Regions from separate parts of the Homo sapiens genome. Here region 1 is linked to region 2. Evidence: chromatin loops called from intact Hi-C (ENCODE). Cell type or tissue: heart left ventricle. All regions are shown on one strand. Links, peaks and the distances in the headings refer to the core of each region. The heading gives the core; the rest is flanking DNA.

Region 1 (2,919 bases), core at 96-2,595, 53 kb after region 2:
CATGGTGGTGTGCACCTGTAGTTCCAGCTATTTGGGAGGCTGAGGTAATAACTTGAGCCCAGGAGTTTGAGGCTGCAGTGAGCTATGATTGTGCCTGTGAACAGACACTGCACTCCAGCTTAGACAACACAGACAGACCCCCATCTCTAAATATATATATGTGTGTTCTTAAATAATGAGATCTTTCTTCTTTTCAGAAAATTGTTATTGAGTGCCTATGAAATGCTAAAAGTTTGAGATATATCAGTGAACAAAACAAAGATCCTTGCTTTTGTGGAGCTTAATTCTAGCATATTGAAATTCAAAGGATTTCCTAACCTCTAAGGGTTTTGGCGGTTGGTAACTTAGTCAGCTTAGGCTGCTATAACAAAATACCATAGACCAGGCAGCTTAAACCATAGCTTAAACTCACAGTTTACAGGCTGGTAGGTCTAAGATCAAGGGTCTGTCAGATTTAGTTCCTTGTGAGGGCTCTCTCTTTGGGTGGCAGATAGCTGCCTTCTTGCTCTTGCTGTACCCTCACATGGCTGAGAGGAAACTCTGGTGTCTCTTTTTCTTCTTATAGGGGCACTAATACCATCATGGGGGCTCTACCCTAAAGACTTAACTACCTCCCAAAGGCCTCACCTGCTGTGTATTAGTCTGTTTTCATACAGCTGATAAAGACATACCCAAGACAGGGTAATTTATAAAGAAAAAGAGGTTTAATGGACTCACAGTTCCACATGGCTGGGGAGGCTTCATGATCATGGTGGAAGGCAAGAGGCACGTCTTACATGGCAGCAGACAAGACAGAATGAGAGCTAAGCGAAAGGGGAATCCCCTTATAAAATCATCAGATCTCGGGGGACTTATTCACTACCATGAGATTAGTATGGGGGGAACCACCTCCGTGATTCAGTTATCTCCAACTATGTCCCTCCCACAACATATGGGAATTATGGGAGCTACAATTCAAGGTGAGATTTGGGCGGGAACACAGCCAAACCATATCATCATATTGAAGTAAGACTTCAATACATGAGTTTTGGAGGAGACACAGACATTCAGTCCATAACAGTGACAGTACCTTGTACTCAAAGTAAAAAATAAAAATCAAGGGAAAGGTGAGACAAATATGGTGTTATAGGAGTCCTCATTTTGTAAATTTTCCCCCAGAAGGTTTTGATTTCTGAAGATATCAATTGCACCTCCCCTGAAACATAATCCATTTAAATTATGAAGTCCTGGAAAATAAGGATAGGAAATACTTTCCAAGGAGACCGGGGTTCTGAGAGTGTCTGGGGAGGAGCATGGGAATTTGGGTATTTATGGTTCCCAGAAAGGCCCAGCCTGGAGCCTCAGCAAGGAGGTGGTTATGTGAGGCGAGCAGCCCTCCAGATGCAGGGGCTCTCAGGCCAGGGCCCACAGGAAGCCGAGGGCGTGGCTGGCTGAGGCTGAAGGAAAATTCCAGGGCTGAGAGGCAGTGCCTTGGGGACGCCACAGTGTCTTCAGCCTGGGCTTCATTATACAAACAATAACAAAAAGCCTCAGACAACAACAACAAAATACTCTCAAAGTGGGAATATTCTGAAATGGAATAAAACAAATAATATCTAAGTAGTTTATTTTGTTAGAAAGAAAAAGGATGATTTCAGCCTTCAGGTCTTATTAATAAAAGAGCCTTCAGAGAAGAGAAAAGATATCTCAGAGGAAGCAAGAAAGATGCGATGAACCCCAGGGAAGGCTGTTTGGGGGAAATCCAAGTTTGGATGAAGCTGTGGCTGTGGAGGATGGTCTGGGAGTTACTGGCCTGAAATAGTCACGAGGAACCTGAGCAGAGAAAGAAGACTCTGAGATCAATCAGGAAAGCTTGAGCCCAGTGTGTGGTTTGGATCAGAGCACAGCTCAAGTCCAAAAAGCCAGTGAGGTTCAGGAGCTCGCGGTCTTCCTGACAGCCACATCATCCATCTCCTCTCCACACCCTTCACAGCCACCTCCTCACAGAACAGGCTACGGCTCATTTCTACCCAACGGCTGCCAATGTCTGTAGCTAATTTTCTTGTTTCTTTAGGCCCCTCAGATGTTGAGCGGATGAATAAATATTTAATCTGATCATCAGGATATATACATACATATCATGGCTTGTATCATGTATCTACCTGTATGTGCAAGGTACATATGATGAGAAATACTTGCGAGGCTAGAACTGACCAGGTAATCAACCCTGAGAGGAATCACAAAGTCAAGCTAATCTTAAAGGCAGGGTAAATTAGAAATTAGGCATCGGGATCTGGAGTCAAGCCTCTTTGGCTCTCCTCGTATCTCTAGCACTTCCTACTTGCGTGACCCCCGGTAAATCACTGAATTTCTCTTGATTCAGTTTCCCTTTTGTAGTTTGTGGAGTTTATGGAGTTGTCGGAGGGATAAATGAGTTTGTACACGGAGAGAGCTTAGAATGCTGTCTGCCCATATTATGGCACTCAATAAATGATGGCTGTAATTCCCTGCTTTGAACCAGTTGTCAAAATGGTCAGAGCAGTTTGTCAACAATTTAAATGCTTTCACATATGAAGCAGGTAACACCTATGCATAAAACCAGGCAGAGGTTTGTGTGAGTTGATGCATCCTTGTCTAGCTGAAATGAACAACGGCTGCCCAAATCTAACCCTTCTTGTCAGTATTGCCACATCTTGTGATTTGTCAAGACAAGTTGGGTATCAGGATTTTTGCATGAAACCTCTCAGTTTTTAAATACTGGAAACTATCTTAAATGTTTTTTAAAAACTCAGTGCAGCCCTGGCAAAATGTCCCTGCATCCTGTGTCCTACCCATGAACCAGAAGTTTGCCACCACTGATGAACGCGGTCTGACACAGTCCCAGATGTTTGAGCAGAAAGCATGACTGAAAAGATCTCTGGAGAAGCATTGAGAAAGACT
Region 2 (2,919 bases), core at 267-2,766:
GTGAAAAGACAGCATTCTCTGGTGTGGGGTTGCTCTACTTAACATAGGACAATTTCTGGAGGGCAACCGAACTGAAAGTCTTCAGCTACCACCACTCCAAGCAATTAGGTGAATGGGTGACCACCCTGAGAGGGAGGATCTGGGTGCTGCATTAAAACATGCTTTCCAGTCCACCCCCTGTGCTGCTGGGATCCGATTTTTTTCATGTAACAAGTCGTGGAAACAACTCCCTCAGAATTCTGGTTGATCTCTTTCCCTGAGAAAACCTACAAGAAAAAGGTGAATGGGATGAGTGACAGGCTTCATCACTATAGGTGGTCTTGAAGTCACACTTGATCTGCCATGCTAGGTGTATCTCACCCTCAGCTGTCTCTTCTGCTGGTTTAGGTGGTTCACTCAGTAAATGACCCAGACTCTCAACCCTGAGGGGTCTGAACACTGCTCAATATGCCCTTCTCAGGCTGTGGCTGCTGCATGTATCCGTTCACTGTCAAAATCGAGCAAGGAAGCGTGAAGAGACACGCTAGTGGGTCACCTGGGTGCCCAACATATTCTTCCTTCTTCCCACTGTGCAGCCTTACTCCCTCTTGAGGATCAGAATCAAGCACTCCTCCCAAGATGGGGAAAACCTGCTTTGCCTTCTTGTCTCTTGTCATGAGAAACCTGAAGTGCCTTGGTACAGCCTAGTAGCTTAAAGTTTAATGGGACTCTTGCTTTGCCTTTTGGTGCAGGTATTTCCACCCTGGGAACTAGGACCTTTTAATCCACAGAAACTAGACTTATGTACATAGCTGGGCACGAGGGTGGCCAGAGCCACTTCTCCTTCCACCCCTTGGTTCTGGATATGTGTATTCTGCATACTGGAGACCCAACATTGTAGAATCGTAACTGATTTAGAATATATGTTGAATCTTGGGGGAGGGGGCACATTTGCAGGGTATAATCTCCAAGTCAGCACCTTAATTGCACCTTCAAAAGTCCATGCTATTGCTCTATCAGGCCTCTAGCTTCTGAAAAGTGTGGTAAGTAATGGGACCCAGAGATACCGTAATAATGTTCTTTGGTCCAATGTGATGTTATATAGGACTCATGTCCTATAGCGACCAATATACTCACATTGTCACTATATGGCCAGTCTCCTCAAGGGATGATGTCATATCAGGGCAGTAACAACAAAGTTTTCAGTTGATCCTACAAGGAGCTTGGGAACAAGAATGGCCCTTCAGAGTTGTCATGATTTAAGGCAAGAGGGCTGGACTTTTATACCCATGTCCCAACAACCAGTTATTGGATGCTGGCTGTCCCAAGAAAGGCAAAAAACTGGGCAAGACAGCAACAAGTTCCTTAGCTGACACAGATGCCAAAGAGCAACTCAGCTGATAGCTTTCAGCCCCCAGATGTCCCAGCAGCTGGGAGGACTCTGGCTGCATAGCATCCACTAGGGCTCATTTATCTTCTTTGAAGGAACTATGTTTGTCTTTTCTTCTTTCCTCTCTGGAGAAATGGATTGGCCCTGAAAAGTCCTTATTTCAGGGCAGTTAGCCGATTGCTGATGGTTTTAGCAGGAATTGTTTCAATGATGTTGGAAAGAGGAAGAAATCCAGACAGTTAAGAAATAACTGAGAGATAAGGTGGCTTGGCGAGTCTAAACCTCTCATGCAAGAAGCTTTGTTGGGAAGAAGAGGGATTACATACAGGGAGAATGATGTAGAATGCCCCTTGTTCCCCAGTGGGTGTGCTTCCAAAATAGATGGCTGGGGCTATGAGGAAAATTTAGAACATTTTTTTTTTTCCTGCTGAAGCTAATGAGTCCCCAGGGGAGCTGAGTTTGTAGCTACAGCTTCATTAGTATCATCCCAGCTGAACTGACAGGCTGGAGAGTACCCAGGCTTCAGGCAAGCATCAGCAGTCAAATCCAAGATCAGCGGACGGGTAAAGTTATTTACTACATCAGGCAGACAGGGTGGGTGTCTGTCCATGTTATCTACAAAATGCTACATCATAGTATGTGAGGTCTGGCATGAGGGGATCTGAGTGTAGTCAGCTGAAATTTTGAGAAACCTTTCCTATTTATGTCCCAAAGGAACAACAAAATATTTAAATAGAGATGAGCATCGTGGGCCCTCGGACATTTTAATGGGACAGATCTGAAGAAGGGCAATGGATTTGGATGTGGTCAGGACTTTCCATGTCATCAAATCAGCAGGCCCAATGCAACAGTACTTTCTGAACATCATTTTTCAGTTACACGTCAGTTTGTCTGTAAAATAAGGAGAACTGAGCTCATTGTGCTGTAAATATAACTGATGAGGGCAAGTGGAATTCTCTTCAACTCAGAAACTATTTGAATAATTTCCCAAATCCTATGTTTTGTTGCATATATATATTTTTTCTTCCAGGAAGATGGGTCCTCAAATCAGGAAGGAGTCAAGACTCCTTGAGCAGGGTAAGTAGTGAAAACCTAAGCAACCTTCATCCAACCCAAAACTCAGGGCCTCCATCCCCTGGACAGCCCATGTCCCTCAGGACAGACTGGGGGCTCAGATGTTTCTCATAGACAAGGAAGGAATCTTTGGATTGGCCACTCCTGGATTCCCTGGCTCGGAACACACATTCAGGTGAATCAGCCATACAGCATCATTCTAAGGCCATGCTCAAGTCATTGCCATCAGGTGAGTTTACCATACATTCCAACCCAGCATAACTTTGCATGGCTCTCACATTCTTATCATGCCATTTTTCGGCAATTTTCCTTGGGCCAGGTATGCTGAGGAGCATTGCAGCCAGGTGCCAGCAGCAGCAATACAATCTACAACTACAAAAAGAACAACAAACACAATAATGACGAAGCTCATCCAAGCACTAGGGAGTAGATCTTGGATGCGCCATGGCAGGCCTGTGGAGGAGGAGGGGGCAGCT

The links. Peaks named below come from ENCODE experiments on the same cell type or tissue, not always from the same donor. Only the 100,000 strongest peaks of a DNase experiment are listed, where the experiment ranks them.
Region 1: it touches region 2 in a loop (4-fold over the local background); 3 of 110 quality-filtered maps call a loop at or near these places.

What each region holds. Positions count from the first base shown.
Region 1 is chr2:224,124,807-224,127,725 of GRCh38, forward strand. No RefSeq gene overlaps it. Among named protein-coding and RNA genes, the nearest start is that of SERPINE2, 87 kb to the left of the region's middle. In heart left ventricle, for the core only: no CTCF peak of the experiment used is centred there; a DNase peak (open chromatin) is centred at 1,405; H3K27ac peaks cover 1,782 bases.
Region 2 is chr2:224,071,227-224,074,145 of GRCh38, forward strand. No RefSeq gene overlaps it. Among named protein-coding and RNA genes, the nearest start is that of SERPINE2, 33 kb to the left of the region's middle. In heart left ventricle, for the core only: a CTCF peak has its summit at 1,444; a DNase peak (open chromatin) is centred at 1,425; H3K27ac peaks cover 2,076 bases.